2 separate regions of the Homo sapiens genome follow, and region 2 is linked to region 1. The links are chromatin loops, found by intact Hi-C in ENCODE. Cell type or tissue: PC-3. All regions are shown on one strand. Links, peaks and the distances in the headings refer to the core of each region. The heading gives the core; the rest is flanking DNA.

What was found. Hi-C counts contacts between places; a loop is a spot of excess contacts. Peaks named below come from ENCODE experiments on the same cell type or tissue, not always from the same donor. Only the 100,000 strongest peaks of a DNase experiment are listed, where the experiment ranks them.
Region 2: a loop joins it to region 1, with 12 times the contacts of the local background. A loop is called at or near these places in 17 of 110 quality-filtered maps.

The regions. Positions count from the first base shown.
Region 1 is chr4:85,740,863-85,749,280 of GRCh38, reverse strand. The region is part of intron 3 of ARHGAP24 (Rho GTPase activating protein 24); the gene reads right to left. Among named protein-coding and RNA genes, the nearest start is that of MIR4451, 23 kb to the right of the region's middle. RefSeq lists a silencer at 6,951-7,245. In PC-3, for the core only: no CTCF peak of the experiment used is centred there; a DNase peak (open chromatin) is centred at 5,830; H3K4me3 peaks cover 463 bases; H3K27ac peaks cover 374 bases.
Region 2 is chr4:85,413,522-85,421,939 of GRCh38, reverse strand. No RefSeq gene overlaps it. Among named protein-coding and RNA genes, the nearest start is that of ARHGAP24, 57 kb to the left of the region's middle. In PC-3, for the core only: a CTCF peak has its summit at 3,646 (motif pointing left); no DNase peak of the experiment used is centred there.

The sequences.
Region 1 (8,418 bases), core at 4,308-8,307:
CAACTAAGAAGCAACTATTTGAATGTAAAGCTTAGTAAACTGGAGACTGCTTGTAGAGCAAGAGTTGAAGGAATTCCTAGAATCTACCTTCGGCAAATGAGAAAAAGACAACATATTAGATTTGTGTGTCTTCTGCAAGTCCCTATCCTGATGCCATAGCTGATTAGTCACAATAGAGCACTTCATGCTCAATTTCATGTTGGGCTGGAGTCCTGTTCCCAGAAATTTGGGGTAAGAGCTAAGAAAAAGCCATCCGGTATGCCTGTATGACTAGAGGTGTAACATCTTTAGAGTTGTTGGTGACCGTATTCTGCCACGTTGAGGGAGAGACAGCCTGACAAGAAACAGGAATGATGCAGATGTGCCAGGATACATGAGGACAAGAGCCGGAGAGAAACACTGTGTCAGAGACTGTCAAGTAAAGTGTTCAGGCTGATCCTGAGGCTTTGTGGCAAGTTTTCTTTGAGTACCTGCCAAAGTTCCACAGTATAGAACAACACTGAGACTTGAACCCATTCTAATTTTGCTCTTATGCACAGGAAATACTGTCTTTCTGCATCATACTTGGGAGATAAAACATATTTCTTTCTCTTGGCATTTTTATTTTTATGTAAATCTTTTTTCAAAGTTTGCATATATTGCATCATATATCAGTTTCTTACTGTGTCTCTCATATATCCACAATTTAAAAATACTCCCATTTTATTTAAACGTCCAAATACTTGGCTGTTAATTTTGTCTGGATCATATATTCTTTCTAAGTTTAAGTTTTTGTTATCAGGAACAACTGAGTTTAATCTACAATTACTTTCTGTACTACAAATAAAAGATGTGACTATAAAGCAGTATCACTGCTTTCAATCTTGAACAAATTCACCAGATTTTGTATATTTAACTATCTTTCTGGCCTATCAGAATATTTTCTTAACCCCAGCATGGCATATGTATGAGAAAGGGAGTTACGGATTTCTACTGGACCTCAGAGTAAAAATCTTTTAAGAGCTATTAATACCATATGCTCGGAGAAACAAGGAGGATTGTGTAATTTGTTTGGAGTAGGTGGTCAACATGCATAGAGGTAGGGGATGGCCAGGTTGCTCACTGGTGTTAAAGACATCAAAGCCAAAAGCACTTGAAGTCTTTCCTCTAGGTTAGGGTTCTTTTAAAAACTTGCAAGACAAGTGCCTGCCTTACAGGGAACCTGTAGAGGGCAGTATTGCTGTGTATTTTGTATCTGTCAACTAAGAAACTACTTCCACACAGCCAAACAATCTAGGCATGAACAGATATAAGCTGCTAGGTTAAAAGTCTAATTGGTTTTAAAGGATACCTGGTTTGTCGCTCTTATTTTTAAAGTCACTCACAAAATTTTAAAACATTGTCCCCTCCAAATCTTCTTTACTTATTCACAGCACCATTTTTATAAAATGTTCTGTCCTGATGATTTAGGTTCTGTCCTTAATGATTTTAAAATATATTTTAAAAAATTACAAATTATTCTATTTCAGAATCTAAATGTAAAGAGCAGATATTCAATTTTCAGCTTTTGCTTGTTTGTTTGTTTGTTTGTTTTTGTTTTAGACAGAGTCTAGCTCTGTAGCCCAGGCTGGAGTGCAGTGGCACAATCTCGGCTCACTGCAAGCTCCGCTTCCCGGGTTCACGCCATTCTCCTGCCTCAGCCTCCCGAGTAGCTGGGACTACAGGCGCCCGCCACTACGCCCGGCTAATTTTTTGTATTTTTAGTAGAGACGGGGTTTCACCGCGTTAGCCAGGATGGTCTCGATCTCCTGACCTCGTGATCCGCCCACCTCGGCCTCCCAAAGTGCTGGGATTACAGGTGTGAGCCACCGCCCCCGGCCTCAATTTTCAGCTATTTTAATGCCATATTGTAGGCGGTTCAATTTTGTTTTTATTTGTGCTTAGTGCTTTTTTTTGCTAAATAAAATACAAAAGATATCTAACAAGATTACCTCCCAAAAAAGGATTTTTTTCAAAAGCTATACAAGATACTTTCTACTCTAAAGATATTTTAATATGATCACATTTTAAAACATAAGTGAAACGTAAACTGATGATAGGAGATTTAAAAAGCAAAAAATGAAAGAGCTTATTTTAAAAGTTAGCTTTGCTCATGTTGCTCCAGGCATTTCCTGAAAAGTAGGAGAAAATGTTTCTAGTGCTGTTTATAATGGTTTTAAAAGAAAGAAGCAGCTACTCTCATATGCATTTGTACTGACTGGCAGTGATGTCCCAGCCATGGTTTAGTTATATACAAATAAGATCCCTGAAGTCCTGTATTAATGGTTTCCCATTAAAACAGGCCAATCAGGCTGGGTGCGGTGGCTCACTCCTGAAATCCCAGCACTTTGGGAGGCTGAGGCGGGCAGATCACGAGGTCAGGAGATCGAGACCATCCTGCCCAACATAGTGAAACCCCGTCTCTACTAAAAATACAAAAAAAATTAGCCAGGCATGGTGGCAGGCACCTGTAATCCCAGCTACTTGGGAGGCTGAGGCAAGAAGAATCACTTGAACCTGGGAGGTGAAGGTTGTAGTGAGCCGAGATCGCACAACTGCACTCCAGCCTGGGTGACAGTGTGAGACTCCATCTAAAAAAAACAAAACACAACAAAACAAACAAGCCAATCAAACAACCTGAGTGCCTCTCCTGTTCAGGCGTGTGGTTAAAAGATACATGCAGGCACAAAATATAGCCCCTGCCTCCAAGGACATCACAATAGAGGTTAGGGTATGACATGAATGTTAAAAAAAAATGAAATCATACAAAGGAAATACAACAAACACAAGAACTAGTATAAGAAAAAATGCTTCTCTTGAAATTAAGTATTTTGGAGTTGGTTATTTTGAGGTTTGCTGGTAGAGGAGCTGGGCTTACAGGATGGATAAGTTTGTAGAAAAATAGAAAATGAAGAAGTCATGAAGAATCAGTCAGATACTCAAAAGAAGGAGGGCTGCATAGCACAATTTTAATATTTGCAACACTAAATGATTCTTAACAAGGAAGCAGATTCCCAGCCCTGCCTATCCATTCCTGGAAACTGGGCATCATATCGCTAAGGAGGAATTTAGCCCCAATTCCCTAGCTTGCCCTTTCTTTCCCACTTGGGAAAAGTACACAGTGAAAAAAGCAGGTATCTATATTACTGTGTTCACTACTTCCTCCTTCACGACTCCTAGGAAATCTATAGAATTATATGAGAACAAAACAAAACAAATAAAAACCTACCCCGACTTGACTTTAACTTACATCAAATTGCCTTTAACAGTAAATGTGTTCAATTGCTGGCATGCCTATTTTCTTAGTCCACTGGACTGTCAGGCTACAGGGGAAGGCACTGGGTTTTGGAATCATAGTACCTAGCATCATGCTGCAGAGCCAGGCTAGGCATTAGAATAATCTGCAGAACTTGGAAACTTATAGATTCTTGCCACGTAATAGAAATTTTCCCTCCAACAAACTTCTCCAGGACTTTATTTAGCATGAAGAACATTCTTCTATGTATTACACTTAGTTTGGTAATCTGTAGCCCATTAGATTATTATGAGATTATTCACAAGTTCAAGGACTATGTTTTATTCACTTTTTATGTCTTTCATACTGTGTAGTATGCAAGTAGGTACACAGGATGTACTTGTTGATTTTATTTTCTTATAGTTTTTTTTTTTTAAGAGATAAGGTGTCACTCTGTCACTCAGGGTGGAGTACAGTTGTGTAAGCACAGCTCATTGAAGCCTTGAACTCCTGGAGTGAAGGGATCCTCTTGCCTCAGACTCCTGAGTAACTGAGAACCACAGGTGCACAGCACCATGCCCAGCATATGTGTATATATATATTATATATATGTATATATACTACTATATATATTATATATGCACATGTATGTATACAATATAATACATATACTCTATAATACATATATATGTATATATGTATATATACATATACTACTATATATTATATATATACTACGGTATATATTAGTAGTTACTGGGGTCTCTCGCCATCTTGCCCAGGCTTGTCTCAAATTCCTGGTCTTAAGTGTTTCTCCTGCCACGGCCTCTTGAAGTACTGGGATTATAGGCATGAGTCACCATTCCCGGCCGCTGGTTAAATTTATAAGCTTCTCTCCTTTTCACGTTTTCCTGGGCACAAATTTACTCATATCTGACAATGACAACCACTTTAAGGATGAAAGCACCTTGCTTTAACCTCACACTCATATTTAAACATTGTTTGGAATTAATAGTGGAGAGCATTGAGACTGGATTAAAGAAGGCTTCTGAAAATGGAGGGCACATTTAGACTTGTCTAGCTGTTTAGTGGAGGCTGGCATATGATATTCTGTACCGCCTGGCTAATTCCCTCTAATGATTGGACTACCTTTAAGAATTCTCTGAAATAAGGACTTAACAAACAAATGGCATGCATGGGGAAAGATATATTTTTAAAAGACTAAATAACCATTTTAAAAAGCAGCAATACATAATGAAAAAATATCCCAAACCAATATGAAAGATGATTCAAGTCTCTTTTGTTACAAGTTGTTCTGGAGTCCTGTCAGTCAGGAATGTCACAGCTACAAGTAACTTCTTGGTTTGCCTCTAACGCGTGGAGGGTGGAGGATGGAGGGTTTAGGAGAGACCTCAGTCATCTGCTTCCCAGCTCAACCTCTCTTTATCTCTCTGTGTGTCTTTTCTCTCTCCTTAAACACTGGGGTAGCATTTAACAACCAATATGCTAAAGATCCATTCTCCTTGAATTTGTGCTCCAAGAGTACTAATTTTTTGCTCTCATTTAAGAAATTCTATTCATTTATTTTGTGACTTGGGCCTTATATCTTTCTCACACATATAGAGTGAGTATGTGACTGAGATTAAAAACAGAATCCTAAAAATTCATAGATTCAGGGATTATGGGATTCAAAATCAAGCAAATAACCATTCCAAGGAACATAAGCCAGACTCCTTGCCTCTCCAGGATTGAAGCTTAATCCAAATATGTTTGAATTGTGGTATTACAAGTAAAGTACTCAAGGGTCTTACAAAATGAAAAGCACTTTTCAAGTAGAACATGGCTTCTATGTTTTTCTATAAATATTTGGACAAAGCTGAATTCATATGTGATAATCAAAACAAACACACTGGAACCACTGGAAACAGATGCATCTACAAATGGATGAATTCCTTAAAAAGAATGGTTTTGTTTTTGTTTTTGTTTTTAATATGGAGGATGAAAATCACCTACCAAACAATAATTCCATAGCTCTTGGTGGCAACCATAGGCAAATCTTGGGATTTGAGAACTTGAAAAGATGCTAGGAATTAAATAATCAATTAGTTTTCAGTCTTGATACCATACTTCTGTGTTATATGCTACAACTTAGTAGTTGCTAATTAATGATAAAGTAGTGCCATTTGTAAGAGATTTGCTTATTTATAATTAAGGTTGTTTTAAGATTATTTTTACTTAAGTTTTGGCGTGTTTCCTTGAATGAGGGAGCCAGGATAACATAGAGTCGTTGCACTCTTGTGCTAACTTGCAGTCAGTCTTATTTGGCCTGTGTGTCTTATCACAAAAGAAAGAAAATAAAGATTTGAGAACTGTTACTTTGGTACAACAGTTCTGCTTCTCTTCTCTGTGGGTTTTGTTTCATTGGCTCTTTCTTTTCTGTTTTTGTTTTGTTTTGTTTTTGAGACAGGATCTCGCCCTGTCACGTAGGCTAGAGTACAGTGGTGCAATCATGGCTCACTGCTGACTCAGCCTTCTGGGCTCAAGTGATCCTCCTGCCTCACCCTCCCAAACAGCTGGGACTAACATGCCCAGCCTTTTTTTTTTTTTTTTTTTTTTTTTTTTTTTTTTTTTTTTTGAGATGGGATCCCGCCTTGGCGTCTTAAAGTGCTGGGATTACAGGAGTGAGTCACCACATCTGGCCCCTCATTGGCTCTTTCAAATGCTTGATTTGAAGTCCCTTTGTCTTTCTCTCAGTTTCACCTCCGAGGTCCCAGACCTCTTTTATTCCCCTAAATATCTTCTTAAAGGCAGTGATGTGCTCTAGCTCCCACTTAAGTACCATGATTTTTTTTTTAGCTGAATTATATGATAATTTGACAACACTGTCTTCTCTTTGCTTTCAATTTCTTTCTGGTGAATCTGAATTTCAGAAACACTCATCATTGCCTAGAGATTCAGATTCTCTCATTTTAACTGAGATCTGGAGTCCCTGATAATGCACTAATACTGAATAAAGGCAACATTTTTTCAGAACTTCCATCTCCAGGGCCCCTGTAAATCATAAAGTTTATAACATTTTACATAATTTAGGTGTCCTGTGTGAGATTTCAAAATATCTACATTTTAACAAGTTTAATCGATATTCTAAAGATTACAGAAATTATCTGTTGCTTATAACCTATGTGCAAAATGGCACTAAAATATAACAAAATTTAAGGCAATTGTTTTTGCCTCCTAAGAAACGTACAGGCTAGCTAGTGATATTTTAAAAAACTTGAAAACAATTCATAATAGAGAATACATAAACATTAAATAACAGCACATACTTTGGAGTCACAGAAATCAGGGATTGAACCTTGTCACAAACCTCAGTTTCCACATCTGTTAATTGGATTTAATCAAAGAACCGATTTTAATGGCATTATTGTGGAAATTGACCTAACACCTTCTTATCTGATGCAGACATTCAATTAACCAATTCACTATATGTCAATCTATACGTCTATACATATAGTACACACACTTTTCACCTTTTTTTCTCAAACACTTAAACAGTAATTTGGTAATTCTGTTATTCAGAAATTCAGGTTGCATGTTCCATTCAACTAGAGAGCAAAATCAAGCTCAAGCTTAGCTGGATAGACAGGCTGAGTTAATTAGTATTCCTTTTCTTATTTTCCTCCTCCTTCTCCTCTCTTCTGTCCTCCCTCATTTTCTCCCGCTCTCCATGTTGCACGATAAGAGAGAGACATCATCAGTATCTCGGCTCAGTGACTGCCTATCTCTTCTGGGAGAAAGCAGACTTTTGGCCAGCTGCCAGCTTCTGCCTCCAAGGTTGAGGACAATTGCCCACTCTGTGCCATGGTGGCCAAATCCTGCCAAACAGTGGCAGATGGTGTCTTCCCCACAGACCTTCTACAAGTCACATGGCAATTGGCCTGGGTGAATGTTCCAGCTCCTTCGTGACTGGTCTATCCCAGTCAACCTGCCTTACCACTCCCTCCCCCACTCTGGCAAATAGAACACAGACTTTCAATCACTGTCACTTTTTCCATAATCCTCTCATTGGAAAAGAGAGTTTTTAAAGAGTAGATCTTTTTATTTGGTTTTGGTCTTTGAACTACATAATCAGACCACATAGAATGGTGTCAGCTGCTCTAGTAAAATGCAACTACAACACAAAACATGAAAAAAAAGTACCAGTGCCTGTAAAAAAATTATTTTCTCAATAATCTTTTTCCTCTCCTATATTCATGGAATGGAGCTGTTATTTTATAAAATTATGCACTAAAATATCACTAGGCCCTGAAACAAATTCAGTTTCTCTCTCAACTTCCAGCCAGTTTCAACATTGTTGCCCGCCCTCCAACTCCAGGGAAAGAAAATGGCCCACATCCAGGTAACTGAGGCAGTGAGTTCTTCTGCTCATCACAGTTGCCATCATCTACCAGCTTTTTGGCATTCCTGCCTGTCTCCAAGCCATACACATGCCCAAGTGAACAAAACTGAATCTAAAAATAAAAATAAAAATGCAGAAGTCATACTCAGAGAGCTGGAAGTTTAACACATATAATGATATCGCTGTAAAACTATTTGCTTTTAGAGATATTTCTGAAAATGAAAACAAAAACCCTGTTTATGTATTTATTTATTTTAAAACCCTCCCTTTTCTTTACTTCTGGGTAATTTAGTAAGATAGCACCATAGAGTCTCTAAGATGTTCCCATTTTTCCTAACAGCAAAAGCCATTCTAGCCCCATCTCTAGTATGATCTTAATATTGTTTTCTGTTGTGTTTTTCTTCTCTCTTGTGCCTAGTGGGAAACAAATAACCACCTCTCTGGTGCCGAAGGAAGGAAAACCTCCTGTGAATGTCTTGGTTTGTTTAGATTTTTCTGAAAGAACAGCAAAATGGTTATGTGAAAGGGACCCTGCATTTGCTATTTCACTGGCTGGTGACCTAGGGCAAGTTACTTTAATTTGAAGCTTCAATTTCTTTGTAAAATGAAGAGAATAATGTCCTTAAATTATAGCATTGTTAAATTAAATTAAAGAATACAAGCACTGTTAAATTAAAGAATACAATAGTGAACAGAATAAATACTCAAAAAAGTTAGCTTTCATTACTGCTTTTTTATGCATAGGGAATCTGTGTTTCTGGGATAA
Region 2 (8,418 bases), core at 1,418-5,417, 320 kb after region 1:
GTAAACTTTGGCTTTAATTCATCATAACATATTAATATTGGCTGATCAGTTGTGAAAACTGTACTGCGCTAATGCAAGATGTTACTAATGGAGACGCTGGGAGTTGGATGAGGGGGGTTATGGGAATTGTAACTTTTACTCAATTTTTCTGTAAGCCTAAAGCTGTTTAATAATAATAATAATAATAACTTTCACCTTCAAATCTGTCTCTGCCCCTCTTCAAATTTTCGAAGACCATTTAATAGGTTGCCAATAACAAAATTTTTTATACTATACATTATAGGCCCCTTGAAGACAGGGTCTTCCAAAGTTTCATAATTCACTTAGAATCTAAGAGTGTTTATATATTGGAGGTACCCAATAAATATTCAATAAATAGCAGATGGATGAAGGAATATTATATTTTTAACAAGCTGATGTGTAGCCTTCAATCATTTAAAGTTGAAATGACTTTTTTTCAATTAGCCCTTTGTTTCCTCTCTCTTTATCTATACACTATTCACATGCCAAGTATATTTTTCATGTGTCTAAAAATAAATTTAAGTTGGATTATGAGCTATAATTTTTGTTCAGGAATAAAAATGCAAACCAACAAAATGTTTCCAATTAGAGACAACTGTTTCCTTTTCATTTAAAATTTAGTCTCCTGGGGTGAATAATTAAATTCAGCCCACCTCCCCTTTACTGCCTCAAGGTAATATGAGTTACTAAAGGGCTTACATGTCATCCTGGCCCTGTGAAGGAGGGTCTGGTCTGGGTGCTGGCCTTTGCCTTCACCTGCGCCGGTAGTCAGAGTCTGTCCTGTCTGCATTTGCATCCCTAGTCTTGCCCAGGCCTCAGGCTGATTTGTGTGCACTGCTGTGGTCTCTTGTTTCCAGCCTCAAGCTCTCTCCTGGTACACCCGCCCACTGTCAGCTTACTTTGTATCTTCTTGGAGTATGTGGGGGTTTCAGATGGTTTCGTGTGCTATGCGTGGGAGCTCTGGCTCCTGTGATACTGTCTGCAGTTTTATCTTCTAAACTCTTAAGGTCTTAGGCCTAACACATTTGTACTCGCTCTTCCCTCTGTCCTGTGGTTTATATCACTCTGTTAAAATATTGCCTTCTCACTCTGTTAAAATATTGCCTTCTTAATAAGCCAATCCTAATCATCCTTTAAATTTTAACACACTCTTGTAATCTTGATTCCCTCTACTACTTTTTTCTTACTTAATATTTTTTCATAGTAATTATCTTTTAATATATTTTCACTTTTTCATCATGTTGTTTATTTTCTGTCCTCACCCTCCTACCCAATGTAAGCTATATAATAACACAGAGTTTGTTTTTCTCTTTTTTTACTGCCATATGCCAAGTGTCTAGAACAGAGACTGGACTATAGTTAATGCTTGATACCTCTGTTCTGGACAAATAAATATCTGGCCTTTTAAATAAAACTGGCCCTTCTTGCACTAGAGAACAACTCTGTAAATGCCTGCTGTATGCAACAATGCCTGTCCCTGTCATTCACACACATGCTAGAGTCTCCATTCCCTCCCATTTTTCTGCTTGCCTATTCTCTCTCTTCTCATCCTGACCTCTCTCATCTTATGCACTATTCTCATATGTTCAGGATCTGCATTTTGTCTTCTTTCTCAGAGTGACCCCTTTGTACTTCCTCCCTCAGCTTCTCCACCTTGACTTCTTTTTAAAATATGGTTCTGTAAACTATCTTAGGCATAGTGTTTCCATCAGTCCTCATGACAGAACCTCCATTATACTTTGTACTCTCAACTCTCTGCTTCTGAAATACAGCAGGCAATTGGCACCATGGGAATAAATACAACTGCTTGGGGAGACAGGATAGATTGAGACAAATTCTGAGCATGGTACCCTGGCAAGTAGTAGAATTTAAGAGATGAGAAAAAATAGAATAAGTGAGGAGAAACTAAAAAGATAAAATTAGAGAAGAAAAGAACTCTTGGAAGTCAAGAAGGAAAAAGTAAGTCAAGAAGAGAATGGCCATCATTATTTTCAAATGCTCATGTACAGTCAAATAAAATTAGATCTGAAAACACTCCATTGTTTTTAGCAATTAAACAGGACATTGCATTCTTGTAGGATCTGTTTCTGTGGAATTGGTGGAGGGTGGAACCTAGGCCAGATGGTAATGAGCTGAGGCAAAAGGGACGAGGATGTAGTTTCCCCAGCCCATCGACCAGATGTGTGTGAATGAACCCATCTGAGACCAGAAGAACTGCTCGGCTGAACCCAGCCTAAATTCACCTCCACCCACAGATTCATGACCTAAATGAATGATTTTGGTTTAAGTCACTGAATTTTGGGCAGATTTTTAATGCAGCAAAGTCAATATTGTATAAATCATATATAAAAATAGATAAGGGGAGTTAGGGAAGAAAAAGAGTCTTAGAATTTGGAAAAGGGGATAGTAAAGCAAGGCAAGTAAGAAAATATTAAAGATTGAGATTTTAAGAAAATGCAGAGAAATAGACGTAGATGGAATAAATGTATAGGTTAGAAGGTGAGATATTTAAGAAGGGAATTCATGGCCTGAAGACTCAGATTCATAATCCGGAGATTAGTCAGAAGACTGAAGAGAGTGCCAAAGCTTTGATTGATTCCCTCTTAAATAATGCTGTTGCTAAGAGACCTGTGTTCAGTCACACTTCATTTATCACCACACACTTTCCTCCTCATCCATTTCTGAATTACCTAGCAAGAAATACTACACATGGTTTACTACTTACTGGATGATTTTCACCTACCTATTGCTATGAAATGAGAATCCAATTGAAACATTCCTGCAAATTCTTCAAAATAAGTAAGCAAGAGATGACATCCATCACTGGAAATATAGACTATTAGAGTCCCTTTCCTTTCTCAGCATCACATGTCCCATGACAGTATTTGAAGTTCAACTAAAATGCTTCAAAATAAATCTGATTCAATCAAATAGCAAAAAGTAAAATTATTTTGATTGAGAAAAATTTAATGTTAGGGGCTGAATTTTGTCCTCCTAAAATTCATGTATTAAGGCCTTAACCCCTAGTACCTCAGAATGTGGCTGTATTTGGAGATAAAGTCTTTAAAGAAGTAATTATGTTAAGATAGGGGCATTAGGGTGGGTCCTAATACAATATGACTGATTCCCTTATAGGACAGTGTAGGATATCCAAATGTGTGGCCAACAACTCAGGCCATGAATTCCCTTCTTAAATATCTCACCTTCTAACCTATACGCACTGTAGGTGTGATGAAGTCCAGTCTGAAATGCAGGGAACCTCAGCGTATGCACAGGTACAATCTTGGGATGATGCCGAGAGTCAGGTGGATGGGGTCCTTTCTGGGATGCTAAATTTATACAGAGTGAACCATATCTATCTGTAGGTATGGAGAAAAGTCTGGTTCCCTGAGAGGAGAGGATGTGAAAAGTAAGGGAGGATAGCAGAGTTCCAGTGAAGCTGATCAGTGTCAGGGTAGGTAGGTAGTCAAATCCCATATGAAAACCAGAAGGCTCAGCCACACACACAGTTTAATCACTGGACCAGCTGAGTTGGGCCAGCTGCAAAAGTGCTTATGGGAAGACAGCCGTGTGGTAGAAAGAATAAACTGACTGGTTGAAACATGGCTAACTCTATAGCGCCTTCTTCTGGCATAGGTAGGGGTTAGTTAACCTACTGCCTGTATTTGCCAGGGCTGTTCCAAGACCTGGATTGAGCTGAGCCAGCCAGTGGCAGGAATTGTCAGTGTCCATAGCTAAAATGATTGTAATGGTTGGGCACGGTGGCTCACACCTGTAATCCCAGCACTTTGGGAGGCCAAGGCAGGCGGATCACGAGGTCAAGAGATCGAGACCATCCTGGCAAACATGGTGAAACCCCGTCTCTACTAAAAATACAAAAATTAGCTGGGCGCGCCTGTATTCTCAGGAGGCTGAGGCAGGAGAATCACTTGAACCCGGGATACGGAGCTTGCAGTGAGCTGAGATGGTGCCACTGCACTCCTGCCTGGAGATAGAGCGAGGCTCCGTCTCCAAAAAAAAAAAAAAAAGAAAGATTGTAACAATGTCTGCTGGAGAGATGCAGACATGACACAGAAACAACAAGATATTCCAGGACGAGAAATTGCATGAGACTCTCCAAATTGTCCTTTTTACACCCTGAAAAGGGATTTAAAATATTACTCCACATTTCTGCATTCTTAGTACTTAGCTGTCTAAAGCAGCAGAATCCAAACTGTATTTCCAAATCAATATGTCAGGCCTTACCTTGGGACTGAGTATGGCATTAAAAATTATTTTGTGTGTGAGGGAAAAGAAGGAGCAAATCAAATAAGCTTTCTGCTTTCTTTCTAAAGCCCATTTTATTAGGCTGGTGCAAAAATAATAGAAAGCCTTGATGTTTATTGAGATGTGGCAGAGGTAACCTCCCCACATCTCTTTAGATATGTCCCTTCATTAGAAGGATTGGAGAATTTATAAACCTCATTGAAAACAGAATTTAGAAAGGAAAATGTTCTGATATGTTGGCCAGAGTTCTGGTATGATAATGCCATCGAATACACAATCCCCAAATCTCAGTAGCTCACAACAACAGATGTTTATTTCTGTCTCGGGGGGGTGGTATGCAGGTTGGCCAGGATAGGTCTACCTCAGGCTGTGGGTCAACTTCAGGTTCAGGTCTGCTCTGCATGCCTCTAGTATTGGATCTAGTGGCTCCCGAAAGCACAGTCTTATCATCTAGATGGCAGAAGGACAAGAAACCACACCTAACCATGCTCACACATTTGGAACCTCAGTTCACGTGACATCTGCTAACATTTCATCAGCCAAACTAAGGCTCATCACCAAATCTGAAGTCGTTGGGGCAGGATGTATACCCCACCTACTCTACTGGGAAGTAATGCAAAGGCTGTAAATGTATAGTCAAGTACAGGGTGAGAGTGAAGTTGGGGAATAATAATATAATTTATCAGAACAGTTTTTTGGTAGCTGTGGCTATGACATCTTCTAGAGTACTTGGGAGTAGAGATGAATTTCCTGCCTTGATGCCCCGATTTCTAGGAACTTTAACAAGAGGTGGCATCTATAAACATGGATTTGTGCCTGCTAGCCATTTCTATCTTTATAATGAGGTATAAAATTCAAAGGGAATATGTCTTAATTATTTGTCTTTCAGGTGATTGAACAATAATATAAAATTATTACTTTGACTTTTATAAGAGTTTCTATTGAGTTAATAAAAGCAATCATCTTTGTCAGCTGGACAGTTAAGATATCACCAGTCAGCCAACATTACATATTACAGAAATTCACAAGACTATCTCTAAGGCCTATTACCTTACACTAGGCCATGGTGAAATTTACTTTGACAAGTGATCAGTAAAAAGAGATCACAGACATGGAAGTAGTAGCACAGCAAAGCATCTAAGGCTTAGACGGTACAGATAGGACCTTGGGCACTGATATGGTGCTGTGTTAAAAACCAGGTTCGAAAGCCCTTCTAATGAGAATCTCTCAGTAATTCAAGCAGCACTGACCACTGAAATCTGGATACTCTTTTGTGAATAGATAGGAGGTATCAGAGTGTTCTGTTCACTCATTGGTAATCTTCTCTGCTAGATAACCTTTGCCTAACCAGTTGTCCAGTTTAGTGGTTATTGAATGTGAAAGTAACCTTGAGCAATGTCTGAATAGTCATTCTCATTGCAGGTCTTCACACGTAGACCAGTTCTCTAATGCATGCCATTTGAAGCAAGACTACATTTCCATGGTAGATTAATGAAAATTAATGTATTAGAATATATTAGAAAAAATAAAAAGTAAAATAAAAATGAAAAATGCTAGAAACTGCTTAAGATTCTAGAAGTTAGGGTGTTTGCAATTTGTACATTTGGATGATGAGCATCAGCCACTTGTCCAGGAACACAGACACCTGCACTTCATAGGAAGGCAAGTTTTTCAGCAATCATTTCTGATATTGTATAAATGTCAGCTCAATAGTACTGATCTTATTCCTTCTGAGAACTTGGTACTGTCTTTGTTTCTTTGTAGTTCTTGTTGTTGCGTAATGTAGAGAGTTTGGCTGGGATATTCCACAGAGTTTTTTGGAACAATAAAACCCTGCCTTATTGAAAGCCCCTTAATTAACAGATTTATCCATTACGATGCACATCCAGACATAAATACAAAATATGTATCTTTCACATTCTTCCTGAGAATCCTAAGTTAAAAGCAGCTGGGGCAGACCGTAGTTGAAATCTGAATATGGCATGCCTGGATATTGATTTCTAGGAATCCCGGTCTCTATAAGGATAAACGAAATTTTGAAGACTTGCTATGTTCAGAGAGTCAAAAATATCAGAGAAAAGAACCTCCATTTTTTTCATCATGTGTAAATATCGACATTCCCTGACTTATGATGGTTCAATTAACATTTTTTTGACTTTGTGATAGTGCCTTCAACTGTGTACATTAATAATGGTGAGTACCATACACCCATTTTGTTTTTTACTTCAAGTACAGTATTTAATAAATTACATGATATATTCAACACTTCATTATAAAATAGACTTTCTCTTACATGATTTGCCCAATGGCAGGCTAATGTAAGTGTTCTGAGCACATTTAAAGTAGGCTCAGCTATGATGTGTAGTAGGTTAGGTGTATTAAATGCATTTTTGACTTGATGATATTTTCACCTTATGATGGGCTTGCTGAGTCATAATCGCCTCGTAAGTCAAGAAGCATCTTGACTTACAGGAACTGACTATAGCAGAGGTAGGAAACATTTGGCACAGAAGGGCTCCTGGACCTACAGAGCCTTCGATAAGCCAGGCTGTGCAGGAGAGGAGGAATGCCTCATCCCTCACCTTTGATTTCTTTGCCCATTTCTTTGGCATCACTCCCTCTACCCTAAACCTCCCCTCCCTCTGTTCCTCAGTGTCCACATTTCCTACTGAAATTATCTCAATTTCTTAACTTTTCCTCTAACAGCAAGCATCTGGCTTGCTAGCAGATTTGTGCGGCCTTTAAAGAAAGATATTTTATGGCACAAGAATCTTGATTTTTCTTAAATCAATTCTTCTGTTGACCAACAAAATAGCTATAGTGCTTGTTCACCACATCTCTTTCCACCATTTGCCTGTTTTGTCTTGTGTTCTTTCCTGTTGTTGATCTGCTCCTGCCTTTGCTTGCTTTCTGTTTTTCTCTCTCTCATCTCCATACCCTCCTTTACTTTTAGATACTCACATTTTCTTTATTTTTCCCATTTCCACTCTACATCTACAGGTGCCTGTGTACTGATTATTTTCATTCAAATAATCAGATTATGGCTTTAAAGGAATCTTAGCGACCATCTAGTCAGAAGCATTATTTTACAGGCGAGGAAGCTGAGGTCCAGAGAGATTGTGAATTTCCCAATATCACCCGGCTTGTGCCTGCACTCAGAACCAGAAGGCAGAATTCTGGAAACACAGCTCATTCTTTGCCCACAATGGCTAACAGAATTGTCAGCCCCCGAGTGGTGGCTTTCTTCCATTATTCTAATGACAGCATCTATTTATTGACAAATGAATGTGATGTTGCTCAGCTTTGAACATGATGCAAGTCCAGTATATTTCTGCCCCTGCTCCCAATCAAAATCAAATAATAAGTCACCCAAAATGCAACCCTAGTGCCTACTCTTCTCCCACCACTCCTACATGTTGCTGTGTCTAGTCCCAGAGACAACTGTCCATGTCATCTTCTAGTCATAGGACCACTCCTGTCTAGAGTGCTCTGAAGTATAAGGAATGGACTCATGGTATAAATGAGATGCAGAACTGGTGACAAACATAGAACCATACAATTTGGGGGTACAGGAGGTCCCGCAGCAGACAAATTCCCCTACTATTAGAGAGCTTAGCTTGCAGGTGGTTGGGGTGTACCCGTCTAGGCTTTCAGCTTTTAAATCACTGTTGTTGCTGCTACTCATTTTTTGTTTATTTGTTTGTTTGCTTGCTTGATTTTTAAATCTCAGAGATTGATCAAGACAGGTTTTCTGAAATAAAATTAGAGCCAAAAATAATTTCTGAGTTTCCTTCCATTGCATGGGTTGTACTTTTCATATTTTCTACTTTTAATCATCAAAAGAAAAAATAATGACAGCTAACATTTACTAAGGGCTTATTCTAAGGCACTGTGTCTTTACATGGGTTACCTTATTTCGCCCTCACAGAAATTCCACAAATTAGGTTCTATTATTAGCCATGCATTGCAGATCAAACAACTAGCCATTAGAGGTGGCTGGATTGGTAGAAGTAGCCAGCAGTAGACTTCGGAGTGGGCATTCTTGAGGTACTTCCATAAAAGAGTGGATACAGCAATTGTAGCCACTTCCAATTCAGTTTGCACCTTGCCACTAAACTAATATTTTGTAGC